2 separate regions of the Homo sapiens genome follow, and region 1 is linked to region 2. The links are chromatin loops, found by intact Hi-C in ENCODE. Cell type or tissue: heart right ventricle. All regions are shown on one strand. Each heading gives the region's core, and the rest is flanking DNA. Links, peaks and the distances in the headings are about the cores only. Region 1 overlaps PIWIL4-AS1 (PIWIL4 antisense RNA 1). Region 2 overlaps PIWIL4-AS1 (PIWIL4 antisense RNA 1).

Evidence for each region. Peaks named below come from ENCODE experiments on the same cell type or tissue, not always from the same donor. Only the 100,000 strongest peaks of a DNase experiment are listed, where the experiment ranks them.
Region 1: it touches region 2 in a loop (2.7-fold over the local background); 10 of 110 quality-filtered maps call a loop at or near these places.

What each region holds. Positions count from the first base shown.
Region 1 is chr11:94,653,736-94,663,585 of GRCh38, reverse strand. All of the region lies in intron 4 of PIWIL4-AS1 (PIWIL4 antisense RNA 1), which reads left to right. It overlaps LINC02700 (long intergenic non-protein coding RNA 2700), which reads right to left. Exons shown (of 6, transcript NR_187352.1): 6 at 6,118-9,850. Among named protein-coding and RNA genes, the nearest start is that of LINC02700, 21 kb to the right of the region's middle. RefSeq lists an enhancer at 6,221-7,157. In heart right ventricle, for the core only: no CTCF peak of the experiment used is centred there; a DNase peak (open chromatin) is centred at 5,045; H3K27ac peaks cover 1,646 bases.
Region 2 is chr11:94,727,360-94,737,209 of GRCh38, reverse strand. The region is part of intron 1 of PIWIL4-AS1 (PIWIL4 antisense RNA 1); the gene reads left to right. It also overlaps a transcript of AMOTL1 not described here. Among named protein-coding and RNA genes, the nearest start is that of PIWIL4-AS1, 8.1 kb to the left of the region's middle. RefSeq lists an enhancer at 2,184-2,856. In heart right ventricle, for the core only: no CTCF peak of the experiment used is centred there; DNase peaks (open chromatin) are centred at 4,369 and 5,192; H3K27ac peaks cover 3,426 bases.

The DNA of each region.
Region 1 (9,850 bases), core at 2,706-6,705, 74 kb after region 2:
AAGCAAGGCTGTGCTCTCTAGAATGGCTCTAGCAGAGGATCAGTTCCGTGCTTTCTCTTAGCTTCCAGTGTAGCCAGCGAGGCTTGGCATCCCTTGGCTTGTGGACACTTCACTCCCATCTCTGCCTCTGTCACCACATGGTGTTTCCCCCATGTGTCTTCACATTGTCTTCCTTCTGTGTATATCGGAGTTTGTGTCTCTTCTCTTCTTATAAGGACGCCAGTCATATTTGATTAGGACCCACCCTAATGACCTCATCTTAACTTAATTACATCTGCAAAGATCTTATTTCCAATATGGTCACGCTTACAGGTACTGAGGGTTAGGTCTCAACATATCTTTTTGGAGGGCATACCTCAATTCATAACTCTGGCCTACTTAAGCAATTTGGTGAAGGCCTTGGGCAGTTCAGAAAATCATCAAAGGAATTGTTGACCTGAAATACCTGATCTTTGAATTGACCAATGAAGCAAGATGATGAACTGACTAGGCACATTTTCAGTTTTCATAGCTGATAGGGTGATTATTTTTATTTATTTACTTTTTAAAAGTTCTCTTAAAAATTATTTCAATAGCTTTGGGGGTACAAGTGGTTTTTTGCAAGAGTGATTAAAGAACAAGAATGCAACAATGATAACAGAAATCTGACCCAGCTTGGTATGTGAAAAATCCAGACTTCCAAGGTGGAAAAATTATAGGAGGATTATTTCCCATATTTACATATTTACTCCCATTATTACAGAGGAGTGCTTTGATTTATGAAAATGTTTTTCTGCTTAGTCATAGACCAATATTTAGACATCACTTTATACTTTATACATCATTTTCATATATATCCAGATAATCTTCTCAATAACCCTATGAGTTAGATACCATGAACCCGTTTTACGGAAGGGGTGAGGAGGCTCCTTAGAAATGGGAGAACTGGGGCTCTGCACAGCCCAGCACACAGCAGGAGCTCTCTTTGCCCCCCAAACCCCCTCTCAGGGTCCTTTGAAGAGTAAGCTCTCCTCATGCATTCTACATTCATGAATTTAGGGAATGTTGATCTGCAGCTTTTTGGGGAAGATATTTACTGTGTAAAACAAAACTTACCTCTGCTTGTGGCCAACTCTAAAGCACTATAAAGAAAAATTGGGTTATTTTTAAGAAAAGAGAAAAGGGCTTAGAAATTTTTACTCAGATCTTGATGAATTTAGTCTTCCATCAATAGTCTTGGTGACAGACAATATCTGTTGTCACCACCACCTAATGCTGTTCCCTCGGGTCCCCAGGCAATTACTGACTCCTCCCACTATTTAAAGCAGCAGACTGGTGATTTTCTATTGACATTCGAAAGTAAAATTGGCATGAGGTCAGTTTGTTTTCTCTGACTAATTTGGAAAGATGTCACATTTGAAAAAAAATTTCATTAAGAATGAGCTTTCCATTTGGGAAACCAGTATCACAAAAGAGCCTGTGACAATGATGCTGTTCTTAAATTATTTCTCACATTTTCTTGCACCTTACTCACTTCAGTGAAGGTATTCATAACACATATGATAGAAGTCCAGAATCATATACATGCTTTAAGGACCAGACTTCACGACATCCTGCTGTAATGTTAGACAAATACTTTTTGAGTATCCAATGTCTCCTAGGTGGGAGACACACAGTAAATAAAACAGAGCAAAATCCTTGCTGTCTTTAGAAGAGAAGAGAGACGATAAGCCTACTAAATAAATAATATATGATATATCAGTAGGCAAGGATGTGGGGTGCAAAAATCACATAGGACCTTATAAGTTGATGTAAGGACTTTGGCTTCTACTCTGAGAAATATGGCGATTTTTAACAATGGAGGTCTTAAGAGGTTTTTGAACAAAGAAGTGACATGATCTATGTTTTGAAAGCACCACTTTGACTGCTGTTTTGAGAATAGACAGTAGGGTTTGTGGGTTTGTGGGTTTGTGGCAAGTGTTGAAAAAAAGAAAATGAATTAGGATGTGCTTGTATAGTCCAGGAGAGACATGAGGTTTATTTGATCTAGGGTAGCAATGGTGAAAAGTGGCTATATTCTACAGAGATGTTGAAGTTAGAGCTAACAGAATTTCCTGGAAGATTGGATGTGAAGCATAAGGGAAAGAAAGGAGTTAAGGAAGACTCCAGGGTTTTTGTCTAAGCAACTGGAAGGATAGAGTTGTCATCAACTAAGCTGTACAAAGCTGAAAATGAGGTTTGAAGGAGAAGATAGAACGTTGGAGACATTTCACATTTGAGACGTCTATTAGATCATCTACATGGATATTGCTGTTTGGAGTTCACGGACATTGTCAGCATATAGGGAAAAATTAAGCCTGGAGACTGGGATAAGACATCATCAAAGAAGAATATAGAGACAGAGAGTAGACCAAGGGAGGCCCTAAGTACTCTGGCATGTAGAGGCTGGAGAGATAAGGAAGAACCAGCAAAGGGGACCGAGAAAGAGACTCCAGTGAGGCGGGAGGAGAACCAGGCAACCACGGTGGCCCAGAAACACAAAAGAAAGAAATGGGATCCACTCTGCCCAAAGACGTGGAGTCTGTGGATTGCTTTTCAAGTTTAGTGATGGGAGGCCATAGAAGAATAGGTTTTCAACATTTAGGGCTGTGCCTAAAGATCTGTGTCCAGAAAATTTGTCATGAGACCATCAAGAATTCCTGAATTTGCAAATTCTTCTCTAACAATTTTCCCCACTGTTTAATTTATTCAAAACCATTTAAAAGCTAAGAGTAATCACATTTTAAAAATGTCTTCATAGTCTTTATCCCTTTTCACCAACTTCCGAAATCACCAGTGCTACTTGAGTTCTCTTATTCTCTATTTCATTCTGTCAGGTTAGAATCTGTGTTTGAGTCCTAACTTCACTTGCTAGCTGTATAAATGTGGGAAAATTTCATCTCTTAAGTGTCAATTTCCTTACCTCTAAAAATGGGAATTGTAATAAGCACTCATAGCAATTTTGTGGGGGTTAAATGAGAAGATATTTGTGCAGCGTTAATTAGGTAACATTGTAGGGGTAAACCAAGTGTTTCATCCCTCCATGAGATTGCTGCCCACATGACCACAAGCACAGAGGACAAATCACACTGAGAGGCAGATGCTGGATGGTTGACTAAGTTCCCTCAACAACTATTGACCACTTCCTAGAAACCTACCTCCCAGCAGATGTAATCCAAACTGGAGTCCTACAAAATTACCAAATTTTTATATGTAATGGATGTTCCATTTGCTTGATAATATTTGGAATTTAAACCTGCAAATGCTAATAAGGGCCAACTACATTGGTTATAGTGAGTGCATGAAGGAGCAGGTAGGGAAAGGAGGGGTGTAGTAATTAATTCTGCTTGAGTAGGTCTTCCCAGAAGACCCTTAGATTTAGTCTTGATGACTTAAGAAAGAAAAATAAAACTAAAAAAAAGTATTCCAGGTCAAGGGAACAGTGTGTACAAATGTACAGTCTTTAAAGAACATGTTCTTTATAGGTAAACAGTTCAGTAGGACCAGAGTCAAGGGTCACAGGGTCAGGGGAGGGAGTCGGGGAGTGGGTAATGAGCACAGAATTGAAGCTGGAGAAGGCAGGGATCACATCAGTGAGGTCCCATGGGTTGTGCTAAGCGGGTGAATATTTTCCTGAATGGAAGTGACTACAGTCTCTGAATGGCTTTATGTAGGAAGTGGCATGGCCAGGTTTATATTTTAGTGCTATTGCTTGGACAGCCAAATGGAAGACAGTCTAGAGAGGAGAGAACAGTGGGACGAAAGGCTGCTGACATCATATCCAGTTCCTTCTGTTTGACACATTTCATTTCTCTCCAATCTCCAGAGATATTATGCAAATATTCTTCTATTATATACTTTAAAAAATTATCAGTTCAAATGTTATCACTCTATTATCTATCATATTGTTTATGTTCTTCACAGACAACCCTGAAATTATCCTAAGGGATTTCCTTTGCCTTCTTCATTAGTATTCCAGTGATATCTCCAAGAGTTCTAAATAATGGTTGCAACTTCTCCAAACTCAGCAACTCCAATCTGGAGTAGTAGATGCCACGATGGATACCTCCCCCCTACCAGCCCCCATCTTCTGCCTATCACTGGGGATCCCTGGGTGAGCACAGGCCATATGAGCTGAGTACTAGATTAAAGATCTTCCAATTAAGCCTTGCCCATACTCTGAACCCCAAGAAGTGTCCTTTTGGGGGACCTTGATTTTCCCTCTGGTATAACTAAGACCCTCAAAAGGACTCTCCTTGGGATTCAGAGTATAATAATTTTGAGATAATTCCTCCTAAAATGAGCTTGTGTGATGTAAACAGCAGCCATTTTGGAGTTTGTGTGCCGGCTCAGAGGTCTGCCCTACTTTCTGGCACCTTCTTTTGGTTCTTGAGAGGCAAAGCTGCTTCTCCCCACCTGCTCCTGCTGCCTCTTCCTCAGCACACAGCTGCTGAGAGCAAACATTCACTGTCCTTGGCCTAATAAATGACTTGAGTCTCTCGACCTTCTATTGAAAGTCAACTCACTTCATTCACACCCCAGCATTCTTCCTATCAAATCTCATGCATGTTCTAGTTCACTTGTAATTAGCAAAATGTACGACCTTCTCCAGAGACCCCCACAGCCTGTTTACAGTCTCCTCCCAGAGGCCTCTCAGAAGCTGGCAATGTTGTTAGTAGCCACTTCTCACACACTTAAACTTGCTGAGATTTCAAGCTTCTCAAGACTCCTTTCTCCCAAGAATTTCAATATTTGGTTTCCTTTGAATATCTTATGGAAGTGCTACCTTGATTACTTTTCCAGTTCCCAGAACCTTCCACAATTACGTGGAGTAATAGAATCACCAAACTGACTTCTAGCAGTCCTTGTGTCTTTTCTGCCTCTGGGCGGGACAATAAAGGCACAAAGTATTTTTCCAAGAACAATAGGACACAATACCTGGCAAGGCACAAAACGTGTATGCGCATGGCTGAGAATGGCCTGGGAACCCATACAACATAAGCAATTAATAGAGACAGGCACACAGTCTTCTCTGGGGATCTGGGGCTGAGCCAAGGAGGAACTGCTGCACAATTAGTGCATTTCCAGGTACGTTTTTTTTTTTTTAGGAGGGAATAAGACAAAGTTTTTTTCTTTGTCTTTCTCAGAATACTGTATCTGAAAATACAGAAAAAGATTATAGATAAAGACCAACTTCTGGCTAATACTAAGACTAGCCAATTCATCTTGATATTTGCCTTAAGTTCTTACTAATGATCCTAGAAAAATAAGATGTAGTTGACAACAAATACAGCAAAGTTAACATCATTAAAAACAGGATATTTGTAAATTTTCAAGTATGTGATTAGTAGCTGGCCTTATTGAGCCAAGGTTTGGCGCTAACCAGAGCGAGAGACCGAGGAGCTGAACATAACCAGGCTTTCTCGCTGGGCACTCAGACTGTCTTGCTCTTTAAATATCTAAAGCTCTTGATAAAGCACATAGAATTTATCCCCATTCAAGTATAAACAAATAGCAACAACCTAAAATATGTATCTGTTTTTGAACAAGGATCAAAACTAGCTAAAAGTAGACTCACTGAATAATGGCAAGGGGGAATTTGGGACAGTGTGTCCCATGCACTGCAAATCAAAAATAAATCATGAAAAGTTGCCCGTGGCTCTCTCCTGCTGTGAGCCAGGTAAGGTGAGGACTGTTTAGAGTTCCAACCGCTTATGATTCCCTGAACACTGTTTCACACTTCCCTCATCCTTCTGTTGAACCCTACTGTTCTCACCTCAGACCCACCTCAGACATTTCCCTCCCTGTCTCCCTGCACAGTTAATCAGGCACCCCTCCTCTGTGTGACCTCTGATCCTAGAATACATCTCTACTGCTGTACTCTGCACGCTATTTCATAATTTGCTTGTTCACATGCCTGCTCCCTCCATTAGCCCACAAGCTCTTTAACAGGAGTTTGGACCCTGCAAGACTGGTACAGGGTAAATGTTCAGAAAATACCTGTGATCTTTAATGGAATCAAAAATTGGTAGTGTCACTGGTAGAAGGTGTCCAGGTTCTTGGCGCCTCAAACAAAGAATTGGACAAAACACTCAAACAGAACGAGGAAAGCAAAAGCGGGAATTTATTGAGAATAAAAGTACACGCCACAGTGTGGGAGCGACCCGAGTGTAGACGCTCAAGAGCCCCACTTACGGAATTTTCTGGAGTTTCAATACTCTAGAGGTTTCCCATTGGTTACTTGGCGAATGTTCTATGTAAATGAGGAGAACGAAGTGCAGTCAGAGTCATTGACTCGGAATGCGCCCTACTGTAAATGGAGAGGATGTTACTTGGTGTGTGATCTATGTAAATGGAGAGGATGAAAGTGAAGTTACAAAGTGGAAATAGCATTAATGGAGAGGAAGAAGTTACAAAGCCATTCACATTCCTGTCATTGCTGAGGAGCTTTCATTTAATTCAGTTCTAGGAAGTCAGCGTGGATTGGCCTCAAGTACCCTGCCTGCATGCCCTATTCTCTTGCCTCATCTCCCCCGTGAAAGCTGTGATCCCCATAAATCTTTATGGGAAGCAGAGGGACCAATGGTCTTTCTTCTGTAACTGCTTCCTGCTGACTTGGGGTGTAGTCCCTACCTATTGGGGATCACACAACTTTCACCCTGCTCTGTTTAGTGAAGGTAGGGAAGATCCTTGATGGCCTGGGGTGGTGTCTTCACCTGGAGTGGCTGGCACCCTTGTCACACAGCTCGATGATCTCTAGGTGAGAGGAAATACTTTAGGTTAAAAGATTTAATGGGAACCTTGGGGTGGATACTTATGCCATCAGGAATATTTGTCATAGAAATGTATTTTTTAAATTCTGTTTAATTATTACAAAGGAAGTGATTTTTATCTATTTGGAAGAAGGCAATTAAACTGCAAAGATAAAAATGGCTACTATTTTCCAGCCCACAGTAACTATGCAACAAAGACACCAAAGAAAGTTGGTAGGCATTTACTTATCTTTTGGCTATCTTTTAAACAGGTACTTCAGGTCCTCCACTGGTTCACAGGTGTACTGGCTGATGGGAACTTCAGGTTCCTGGTCTGGAGCTTCTGGTATTGATGGTTTGATCCTTGAAAGATGTATCCAGCTATCTAATACTAGTACTTTGACCACAGAAGACGTGGCCAGTATTACTGAAAAAAGTCCCTTCTATTGGGGTTGTAATTGTTGGGCAGGTGATCCCTCATTCCATGTTTTAACAAGTACCCTATCTCCTGGCCTGATTTTGGGTTGCTGGTTAGTTCCAAGTGTGAGGAGCCTTTGAATTCCAAACTCTTGTAAACCCGCTGGAATTGTTCTGGGTTGACTAGGTATTTAATTACACCAACTCTTTCTGGGTCAATAATTAAATCATTAGTTAAGAATGGCCTTCTGTATAACATTTTATATGGGCTTCTGTTAATTTTTGAGCTAGGGGTATTACAAATTCTTAAAAGGGCTGTGAGCAATAAGCTAACCCAAGTTTCTGATGTTTCCTGACATAGTTTAGCTAGTGCTTATTTTAGAGTTTGGTTAACCCTTTCCACTTTTCCAGAGGATTGGGGCCTCCAGGCTGAATGTAAATAGTATTTTATTCCAAGAGCCTTAGCAACCCCTTGAGTTATTTGGGAGATAAAGGATTAGCCATTATCACTTTGGAGACCCTGAGGTAACCCAAACTGGGGAATTATTTCTTTTAAGAGGACCTTAGAACCTCATTAGCCTTTTCTGGGGTAACCTTTGACCCAACCTAAAAGTATCTATTAGTATTAACAAAAGCTTGTATCCTCTGCAAGCTGGCATATGGATGACGTCTAACTGCCAGTCTTCCCCTGGATAAGTTCCCCTCCTTTGGACTGGTTTTATTAGAGGGGGCATTTTGATGCCTGGATTGTTAAATGCACACAGTGAGCAGGCTTGACAGACCTGCTTAGCCATTGAAGCTGAGTTAAACCCAGTAAAGAACTTGTTTACCATGGCCAGAGCCGCATCCCTCCCCACATGGAAAGAGTCATGCAGGGCTTTTATAACTCTCCACTGGGCTGCCTGAGGGAGATATATTTTTGGCTCCATATGCCACCAGGATCCTTGTTTTTGTCTCCCTTGCTTTTTTTATTAGCTGTTCTTCCTGTGGTGTGTATTTGGGTTCTACTGGGGAATTGTAGAAAGGAAGCAGTGCTAGGATCTGTTGGGATTGCACGCTGAGGGCTTTTGCTTTGGCTTCCGTCAGCCTTTCCATTCCCTTGTGCTATAGGGGTTAAGTCCCTTTGATGCCCCCTACAATGAATGATAGCTATGGCCTTTGGCAGGTGTATTGCCTTCAATAGCTGCAGAATTTCAGGTCCATGCTCTATAGGGGAGTGCTTGCTAGTAAGTAATCCCCTTTCTTTCCTGATGGCGGTATGAGCATGAACCACAAGGAATGCATATTTAGAATCTGTATAGATGTTAAGTTTTTTCCCTTGTCCCAACATTAATGCTTGAGTAAGATCAATGATTTTAGCCTTTTGTGCTGATGTGCCAGGGGGCACTGGCTGGGCTTCAATAATTGTGTCATGATTTACTGCTGCATATCCAGCTCTGTGCTCCCCATTCGACAAAGAACTACTGCCGTCTGTGAGCCGGTCAGCTTCAGAATCTGGGAGAGCCTCATCTTTTAAATCAGGCTGGCTAACATATGTATGTGCAATGACCTGCTCACAGGAATGATCAATTATTGGGCCTGTGGGCAGCAATGAAGCTGGATTTAAAGTGTTGCAGGTTTTAAGAGTTATATCTGGATTGTCTAGGAGCATGGGCTGGTATTTAGTTAACATTTCCCCTGTCATCCAGATGTGTCCCTTTATTTCTAAGACTAACTTTACCTGATGGAGCGTTAGAACTTCCAGTGGTTGCCCTAGGGTGATTTTAGTGGCTTCCTCCACTAACAGCAGTGGCTGCTATTGCCCGCAGGCAACTTGGCCATCCTGAGGCCACTCCGTCCAACTTTTTTGAGAAGTAGGCGGTTGGTCTGGGTTCTGATCCTAATTTCTGGGCTAGCACTCCCACAGCTATGCCCCTCTTCTCTGCTACATACAAGGAGAAGGCCTTAATTAGGTCTGGGATACCAAGAGCAGGAGCCTGGGTGAGAACCTGTTTTAACTTGGCAAAGGCTTTCCTCATTTCCGGGGTCCATTCCATTAGCTCATTTTCAGGCCCCCTTGTTGCTTCATATAGGGGCTTTGCTATGAGCCCAAAATTTGGTACTCATATTCTCCAAAGCCCGGCCATCCCCAAAAAGGAACAAAGCTGCTGCTTGGAGGTGGGTCAGGGTGGGGGCTGGGGGTGGTGCACGCGGCCAAACCACATATAGCTTGCACTCCTTCTGGGGATATTTGCCGGGTTCCGGGTGTTAAGACATATCCTAAATAGTGGACCCATTGGAGGGTAATCTGAGCCTTCTTTTTGGACACTTTGTATCCTCTGTCTGCCAGGAAATTCAAAGTTTTTATAGTATTTTGGTCAGAAACCTCCTAGGTTGGGCTACACACAAGGTCATCCCCATACTGAAGAATACCTCCATTTTCTAACTTGAAATCCCTCAGATCCCGCTCTAATGCTCAGGCAAAGAAGTGGGGGCTATCCCGAAAGCCCTGAGGAAGCACTGTCCAAGTGTATTGTTTTTATCTGGTATTAGGATTTTCCCATTCGAAAGCAAAAAGGTACTGGGGGGCTCGGGGCCAGAGGAATGGAGAAGAAAGGTCTAGGACTGAGAACCATTTTGCATGCCCTGGCACCTGAGCCAGGAGGGCATATGGATCTGCCACC
Region 2 (9,850 bases), core at 2,804-6,803:
GTGCTCCACAGGGTGATTAGGTTCTGGAGCCTGCCAAACTGTTCTCACAATGGACTTGCCTTCAATTTGTTCATATAAATGGATGACTTGTAAACTAGGAACTATCCTTACAACATTTTAGTTATTTGAATTTCCTAATCAACTGAGGGTTAATGAGAAAACATTTCTCTTGTTTCAGTATTTGCTGTTGAAAATTCTCTAAAGTCAATGATTCCAATTTTCTATCTTAGGAAGTAGAATAGAGCCAACAATAATGTTTCATATTAATTAAACAAACATTTATTGGGAATTTACCATGCTTCCAGCGCTGTGCAAGGCACTGCAGACACAGAGATGATCAGTGCCCTTCTAATAAGGGATTCCATGACAGACCTTATTGAATCTCAGGGCAATGTCCAAAGTGCCTACCCACACTTGACTTTTATAGGTCTCTTATAAAGAAATGGTTCTGCTGGAGTGTCACTGAGTTATAATAAACAGTGCACAAGTTTACGGATTTGCATCTCAGCTCTGTGAATATTGGGTGGCAGGCATTTTCAGTTTCCTAACAATAATACATACCTCACTGGATTGTTAGGAGCAGCGAAATAGGTAAGGTATGAGACAGACCAGGCACAGTGTCTAGCACACATAGGTACATAATAAATATTCATTTTCTGGCTGGGAATGGTGGCTCATGCCTGTAATCACAACACTTTGGGAGGCAGAGGCAGGTGGATCACCTGAGGTCAGGAGTTCAAAAGCAGCCTGGCCAACATGGTGAAACTCCATCTCTACTAAAAATACAAAAATTAGCTGGGTGTGGAGGCAGGTGCCTGTAATCCCAGCTACTCAGGAGGCTGAAGCAGGAGAATCGCTTGAACCCGTGAGGCAGAGGTTGCAGTGAGCAGAGATTGTGCCATTGCACTCCAGCCTGGGTGACAGAGTGAGATTTCGTCTCAAAATACATACATACATAAATAAATGTTCATTTTCTTCCCACATAGAGGGCTAGAGCATGCCAGATTGCTCTCCTTTTCATCCCAGGTGGCAGGTGGGCCTCCTGCTGCCATGGCCCCAGCAGACAGCAAGAGGGAGTCCCTGCCCCTGTTTCTAGGGAAGCATATTTATTAGAGGTGGGACGTATGGGGAGGAAACGACAAGGTGGAAATATTTCTGGAGCTCAAGAGGAAGTTTACCATAGAAACAGATTATACAGGGGCCTGGTGTCTAATGGTCACTGTTACTATTGCCATGATATATCGTGAGTTGATGGGCTTTTGGGAGCTGGCCTGGGAACCCAACTCCTAACTCTAATGTTCTTTCTTTCCTTATATTATTGTAAATGTTTTAATTTTATTTTTATAATATAAACAAATAAAATGTGTTTGCTGTAAAGGAAAAAACATTTGGTATAGATGAGTATAAACTGAAAAATAAAAGTCTCCTTTCCTGTCCTCTCCTAATCTCCATCCGCAAACTAAAAACCATCCACAACTTCTTATGTGTCCTAGTAGGAATTTTTAAGGCATATTCAAATGTGTATACGAATTGTTTAAACAAGTTGGATATTATTATTATGGATTCCAGATTAAAGGCAAAAATTTCTAAATGAAATTTTGCTCCACTCCCAAACATAAGCTGGGGTATGACTGTTTTCTGTTTAGGAAGGCAAGAAAGTATATTAAAAAGTCATAGAAGAAAAGTCTTATCAACCATTAGAAAACAGTAAAATCTTAAACAAAATTTAAGTGTTTAAAGGGTAACACATAACGCTTCAGTTATCTGGAAAACTCAATCAGCTCCCTCGTTCCTCAGTAAATGAGGTATGGTTATATAGCAACACTGGACATAATGCCAGGATCAAAGGAAATCTTAGCTGCATTTCTAGAGCTAAGAGCACACTCTACATACTTTTTTGGGGGTACAATGCCCATCACAGATATTCTGCTTAGTGTGCAGGGACTCCAGCTGTAAGCCGGGAACCTGCCCTGTAGCAGTCTGGGAATGCCATCAAGCCCCTGCCCAGCCTCTGCTGCAGAGGTGGCAGGGTCTGCTTTGACTGCAGGCTCTACTTGGAGGAGCAGACCACAGGAGGGCCTTTACAGGCTGTTCTCACTCAAGGGGCCCCCAGGGGTTACATAGCTACTTGATGGTGTTCAGAAGAGGAAGAGACGGAGTCTCACACAGATATGCTTCTTTCTCCAAGAGATGGGTGAGGGGCTAAATGCCACATGGGGAGAAACTTTATCCAGCCAAATGATGCTATTAATTCTCTTTGCAAGAAAGAGCTGCACAAATGCCATAATAACAAGTTAAGACAGTAGCTAGGGCCCACTAGGATGTGTGTATGGCCTTCCCATCCCCAGCCCCCAAGGAAATCACCAATTTCAAGCATGAAAGACAGAAAGAAGTGAGCTGAGCTGAGTCATCTCTCTGCCTTCCTCTCCTTCCTGGTATTGCCCTTTGATCATCTTCTCTGCAGGTAGCCTTCTCTCTCCTGGAGGCCCTCTGCTAGTTAACAGCAGAGCAGAGCGGGGAAGCAATACCCGCTCCTCCTCCCCTCCTCTCCCAGGGGAGCATGGGCAGGACTGATTTAGAGGGAAGAGGGGCTAAGGCTGCCTGAGCTCAGCATGACTCTCTTCTGTTATCCTTGTCTCTTATCTGCACCTCCTAGGACAAGCCAACAGATAGGACAAACACATGCCTATCAGTAAGGTTTCATCAAAATGAAATTTGCAATTGATTGGTTGAAGCATTAGCTCCCAGGCTGAATTGGCCCAATGGGCATTTCTTGTTCTCTAGGATTTAATAGTCTTTCCTTTTAGCACAGCTCCACTTCTTTATAAGACTTGATGAAAAGGAAAAAGAAAACACAGCTGTTTTATTTTCCCTAAATGAAAATCAGGCCTCAGGTAACTACTTTGTTTCGTAATTTCCAGAAGACAGGAGTGGGCTCCATAGGAAGAATAATTAACCATATCTCACCTAAAAAAATCATTATCCTAAGCAGAAACAATACAGATGTTGTATGGATCTGCCTCAAGGCCAGCGACCAAGAGATGAAATGAAATTAACTCTGACAGGAAGCCAATGGTTCATTTTGGTAAAAATGCCAAATGTGTCCTCTAAAAATTCCAAATATCAATGCAGGAGGTGCTATCAACAAAAGCAAGGTGTTTTGGGAAATATATAAATAAATTAAATTTGTCCCATTCCTGCACTGCGTTCCCCACCAGATTCCTGTTACCAAGTATAGTCCAGAGAGGAAGATTTAAAAGAATCTTCACTCAATATCATATCAAAGGAAATAAAATCTGGCTGAGCCAAGAAGCTACTAGAAGGTGTACTTGGACATGAGTCAGAATAAAGAACGATTCCAAAAATACATACAAGAAAAGGTCCCTGCAGAGGAAAATCATACACTTCCGACTTACACTCAGATCTATTGAGTGAAATCAGACAAAATACCCAGTGTTAAGATTAAGGACAAAAACATTTGCTGCAATTGAAATCTATGACTAAACTATTAAAAAACAAAATCTGTAGGATAAATGTGAGTTTCTGCTGAAATGCAGAGACCATGATCTTATATTTCCAACCCAGCATCTAAGGCAGAGGCCTGAGGGGGAATTGCTTCTTTCAGAGCTGCAAATCGAGTCTTCTTGGACCACACAGAGGCTTCTCTTCTTTCACAGAAAAGTGGTTTTCCCAAGATGCTATTGCCTTAGCAGTCAGCATAGTGTGGGTGGTAGAAAGAGAAGCAGGAGACCTTGCTGTAGCCCTGTTTTTGCCACTAATCTTTAATAAGTGTCCTAATCTGCTTATACTGTGCTCTTCTCTGTAAAACGACAGTTGAAACAGATGAGAGACTTTAAGGAACTAATTGAAACAAGTGCCAGTAGGAGATCACAGATAATGGATTCCATTATATGCATCTGTTCACTACAGAGTACGCAAGAAAAATAGACAAAAAGGATCAAACTTCTCAGAAAGGTGGAGATGCAGAGTAATGTTGTCCTTAGAAACTGACAGACAGGAGTAAAATGGATAGAACGCAGCTCTGGAGTATGAAGACCTGAGTGTGAATCTGCTGTCTGAGCTGGGCTTAGTTAGTTTGCCTTTGCAAGACTCAGTTTTCTCATCTGCAAAATGGAGATAAGACTAACTACTTCACAAGATTTCAATAAGGGTTTGAATGCAATGAAATCATGTACATGGCAATGTTTGGCACACAGACTGCTGTCAGGAAAAGTTGCCTCCTTCCTCCTTGACCAGTGTTAAAACTCTCCCTGACCCTGAGAGGCTTCAGAAAGGAAATCTGCTCCTTCCTGTTTATATAACCATAATGGGAACAGTACCACTGAATTTCTATGACGCACCTGGCCCACGCTGCCAGGCCGTGTTTCCCAGACTTCCTGCCTCTCCCCTAAAGAGGAGCTTAAGCAGGTTGAGTTCCCTGGGAAGCATGGATGACAGACAGCAGGATTCCCAAACAGCTGAGTGAGCACATCTATAAGAGGAAGAAGAAATATTTTATAGATTTGCTGAGAAGGAACTCCTCTTCCGTACCAAATCCCCACATACTTGATATGGCTGGTGGCCGAACAGCCCAATCAACTTGTAATGCAACAGTCAGAAATGCGACAGTGGCCAAACACTGTCTCCCTTTTGTTTCATATGTCAGGGACTGCATGTGATTTCTTTTGGAAAATGTGCTCCAGACCTTTAAAATGAGTTTGAAAACCCAGTGGCCCAGATCACTGGGAATATTTTTAGGAGTGTCAGAAGCAGGAGTGGAAGAGGGACTTCCCTTCAGAAACTCCTTATCACCCCCAAACATCCTGGGTTCACAGCTAGCTTCCTGGAAGCTCTCCTACCCAATTGCAGCCCGAGATGCTCTGAGGATAATAGAAGGGCAGATGTTGTGTGGATCTGCCTCAAGGCCTATGACTCAACAGGATGACAGAGACTCCCTGGAAGATAATGCAATTCTCTGTGGACTGCAGGAAGCCAACAACAAAACCCCAAGGTTTGGACACTCCAGGGCTTTCTCTGGTACTCCACTAGAAATGCAAACCCCACCAGCCCATATTGAGCCTCAGAGATAGAATAGCTGGCACTAGCCAGTGGTGGGGAGAGGTGAGGTAGGGAAATGGAGTGTCGAGGAAAGATGCTTTGAAGCAGGTGGGTCAAGGCCTTGGCTATGCATGAGCTGAGATGGCTGTAGGGGAGAGCCCTGCTGTGAGCTTGGATGAGAATGCACATGTTACAACAGCACTGTTTATTTTCTGGCCCTGCTCAGGGCTAGTTTTCATTTTAACTGTGACAAGCAAATAACCAGCAATACAAGTTTGTAAATGGACCACCAGAGCCTTAAGCTGTGAAGGCAGAGTAGGGAGTGTTGGAGAGGGAATTGGAGGGACAGAAGCCTATGGTGGCTAGGATTGGACTGATCTCAGTTTAAATTCCAGCTCTGCCATTTGTGAGCTGAATGATGTCGTACAAGTTTCTCAGCCTCTTCAGGCCAATTTTTTCATTCATGAACTCAGAATAAAGCTGTTGTGAGAATTAATTGAGATAGTCTATATCTATACAAAAAAGGCTTAGTGTAACATCTGGCAATATTATATATCTAATAAATGGTTAAAATATTTTTCTATAATTCGTCCATTTCTGACTTAGCTCTGGCACATTACACTTCCTCTCCGAGTGCCAGTATCCTCATCCTACTTCAACACCTCACGAGGTTCTCATTTTGGCACCTGACTCTGTCCTCTGAGGACCTGCACCTTTCTTGGATCTCATCCCAGGCCTCTGAGAACCACCTTAGTATCAGCTGCCCACAAGGATTTACAGATTTCAGCCACACTGATTCCTTGTGTCTGTGCTTCACCCACTGACAGTGGGTGACTGTGCTTCACCCACTTCACCACAACACTGCCCTGCTTTGTCTTGGATGCCTTCATATTTGCAGGATATAGACTGATTATCTGAACTGGAACCAGATATTATGGTATCTGTTGCCTACCAGAACTAAGCTTTTCCCTCAGCCCCAGAAGCTCGTCACTTACCCAAAAGCAGTACCTTCTCTTTAGGCAAACCTAGACACAGGTCTGGCTTCCCTTCCTATGTTCCAGCCTTGCCCCAAAGATTGCAGATAGATGACATGGTAAACTCACAGAAGGATAAGACAGAGCTTGGAGATGGTCACAGTATGGAGTTTTTAGCCACCCCTTTGTTACAGTGATCCCTAAGGCTTCTTTCAGTTCTAAAATTCTCTGGTGGATGATTCTATTGCCTAGGTTACAAAAGCACCAAGCATCAGTGGGAAAACCACACTTTCTTTCTCTCCTCTGCCTTTAGGCTTTGGTAACAAGCCTAGGGTCATTGAATCAAATGCTATAGGTGTGCTGAAAGCAAGGTGAAGTGATGTGGTGGTGCCAGAAGCAGTTGTATAATCAGATAGGTTCCCACAGCCAAAAAAGGTTTTCAATGAAGGCAGAGATATTCAGAGGATGTGGTCCCAACTGTCATTCATTCATTCATTCATTCATCCAGCCACACAGCCAGCCAGCCATCAAATATACACCATGAATTTGCCATGCAACAGTGAAAGGGGTACAAAGATGAATAAAACAAGGCATCTGTCTCAAGAAGCACACAGGCTGTTCAGGATTCAGGCAAGCACAATACAGTGTGATGATACGTGCTGTGACATGGGAATCTGCAGAGGCTATGGCAGCACTGAGGAGGGAGGAGAGACTCTCCTTCAGACCAGGATGGGGGTTGGTAGGAGGTGGTGGCAGGAAGAGATCCCAGAACAGATGACTTAAGCAGAAGCTTCAAAGATGAGTAGGAACTGGCCAAGTGGAAGAGAGATGATAATAGCAGCCTTTGCAAAGGTTCACAGGCATGTGAGGGCAGGATGTATTCAGGGATCCAGGAAGAGGCTGATACAGTGAGAAGGAGGGGGTTGCTATTAGTGATGGGCAGCAGGAGATGAATCTAGAGGGGCAGGCAGAGGTCAGATCTGGAAGGGCTGTGTGTTGAACTAGGGAGGTTTAGTTTTTTTCCATGGGGTGTGAAGAGATGCTGGCTTAAGAACTTCTAAAAAGAGGCTGGAATGACAGTATGACAGTGCACAGGAACAAATGACAGTTGGTTTTTGGGTGGAATGCATCCAAATTTCCTCTCTCAAAGCTTCCTGTCTTCCCTTTGGCGACTATCTCATTGTGTGAAGCAGTCTTGGTTGGAAGACATACCCTGGTGTAGTGCAGAAGGTCTGCAAATGTTTGTTGCCATATAAGTTACCCTGTTTTAGAGGTGGGCACATCAGAGAGTATAGTCTGTTGTTCTCTATGTCTATCTTGCTCTCGTTCTTGTATTACTAGTGCTTGGCATAAAATAGATACTCAATAATATTTGTTGAATAAATGAATAAACAACAAACAAATGGGAGACATATCCTTGTGAAAACATCTGTGAGTGCATTAACCTCAACAACCTTTCATCGTCCATCTATAGAATGGCTCCTACCATCAAAGTAGGTCTCTATCAGATTTGAGGGATGGAGGAGGGAGCGGACTCTTAGACCTGACAGAGGACCACAGCTCTGTGTCAGGGTATGGTTCTTATATTTGTATGCTCTGCTCCAGGAAAGTAACAATATCTCCATCATTTAATGCTGAGTCACATTAATTGGATAATCATAAAGAAGGGAAAGAGCTGGCCTACTCTGTTTATATTGGTTGCTTTATCCTCAACTTGAATGTTTACAGGCTGCTGAGAGGAGAAATGAGCAAAACAGGAACAGAGTGCCTAACACATGTTAGGTGCTCAAAGATGTCTGACCAGCTTCCCACCTGGCCAGGGCAAGAGCTCATTACATGACAGCTGATGGTCCTCATCATAACACTGCAAAGTGGGCATTCTTACTCTCATGTTAGAGCCCAGGGAATGACAGATTTTCTCAAGGCCATAAAACTTGTAAATAGTGAATTCGGTATCTGAACCCAGGTCTGTCTGACTTCAAAGTCCATTCCCTCTCCTCTCCACTCAGCTGCTTTTGAAAAGACAAACAGCGTGGGCACGTACTGAGTACAGTGGATTGACATAATGAGGTGCAGAAGCTGAAGAGTACCATGCTATCAGGGACATCAAAAACGGCCTTACCCGCTCTGGTGCTGGCAAAATGATGAATTCCAGCATGGGATAACCAGGCTCCTTCCTCCAAAGTCCATTTTTCACTGAGGTCCATGCTTCTAGCCCCTTGTATGTATAGCTTTCAGATCAAATGGAAGCAATCTCCTGAAATAAATAATGAATATAAAAAAGGGATTTGAATTACCACTGATGTTCTCTTTGTGAAGAGAAGCTTTCTTGAAGGAAAGTGGTCAGTTTCTAGCTCATTTCATTCCTTTGGCACACAAAGCTCGTTGTCTAGATTTGGGTATGGCCTGAGTGTGAAGTTGCTCAAGCCCACAAACCAGGTTTTCCTCACCATTCAGTTAACAAATATTTGTGGAATGACTATTGTATGCCAGGCTTTGAGCAAGAAATTTACTATTTAGTTGTGCATAGTTTATAGACTCCTAGAATTTCAGGGCAGGATATAGTGGGATCTCAATTTTATTTAAAAGATACACACTCTTCTATTTGCCTAAAAAATGACTAAAAAAACTTGAACTAATAAGTTAGAAGCAGTTTTCATTGTATTAGAATTATGACTACTTTTTATCTTCCTTGTAATTTTCTGCATTTTCAACAATGAACATGTATTGCTTTTGTAATCTCAAAAAGGTATGCAATAAATATTATTTTAAAAGAACACTTCAGAGCCAAGAGGGACCATGGAGACCAATTTTCCTTTTCCTTTTGAAAACTATAATAGAAAGGCACAGTTACAAGGGCTCTTGGCTTTCGTAAAAAGATCATTCCCACTCCATTGGCCACCACTGAGAAGGCCAGCCTGAAGAATCTCTCTATATGCAAACTGTACCTGGGCTGATTACAACTCATGGCCAAACTCTTGCCCATATTACAAAGAGATCTTGATAACGCTCTGCATGTAGCAGGTTCTCAAATGAAAGTGATTGAGTAATTGAACATGACTGATTCATCACATCTGTGAATGCAGCAAGTGGGACATCCACACAGTAGAAGTCCTGTCAGCCTAATTAGGATAGGCACCAATCATCATTTGCTGTAGTCAGCCCAGCTGGCTTAATTTGGTCTCTAGAATGCTGTTCAGAGTTGCCCTGCGGGTTCCTGCATTGCCTGCCAGACTGCAGACATGGTAGATTGACTTGTTGCTTTTTGGCTATCTGCCTGGAAAAATATGATACTTATGGGAGATGCACCAAACAAATAACAATATCTAATAAAATACTAGGAAGTACCAAAGAATGTAGTGCACTTTATTGGGTACTGCTTCTCTAGCAATTTGTGTTGAATCCAATTACCCAAAAATTTTGGAAGGGAGTTCTAGACCAGAGTGAATATGGCACAGTGTAATAGTGAGAACGTTAGACTTATCAATAAATCCAGATTTTAGCCCTGACTCTGCACTAACTGGATGACTTTGGGCAAACCAGTTACTTTCTCTGGGCTTAATTTCCTCTTGCAAAGACCTCTTCAGGCCTCCCAGACTTGCAGCCTATAATAATATGCTTTTGTATACAAAGGCTACCTATCCACCCATGTCAGTGGATTGAGGAAGCTGCATTATTTATCCGTTAGCCAACTGAGACATCAGCACACAAGAGGTGGCTGATTGAGGCTAGAAGTAGTCTGCCATTGAACCAGACACGTTCTCTGTGCAAAACTAAAAACATGTCTGGAGTAGAAATCCAATATTGGGCCATAATCA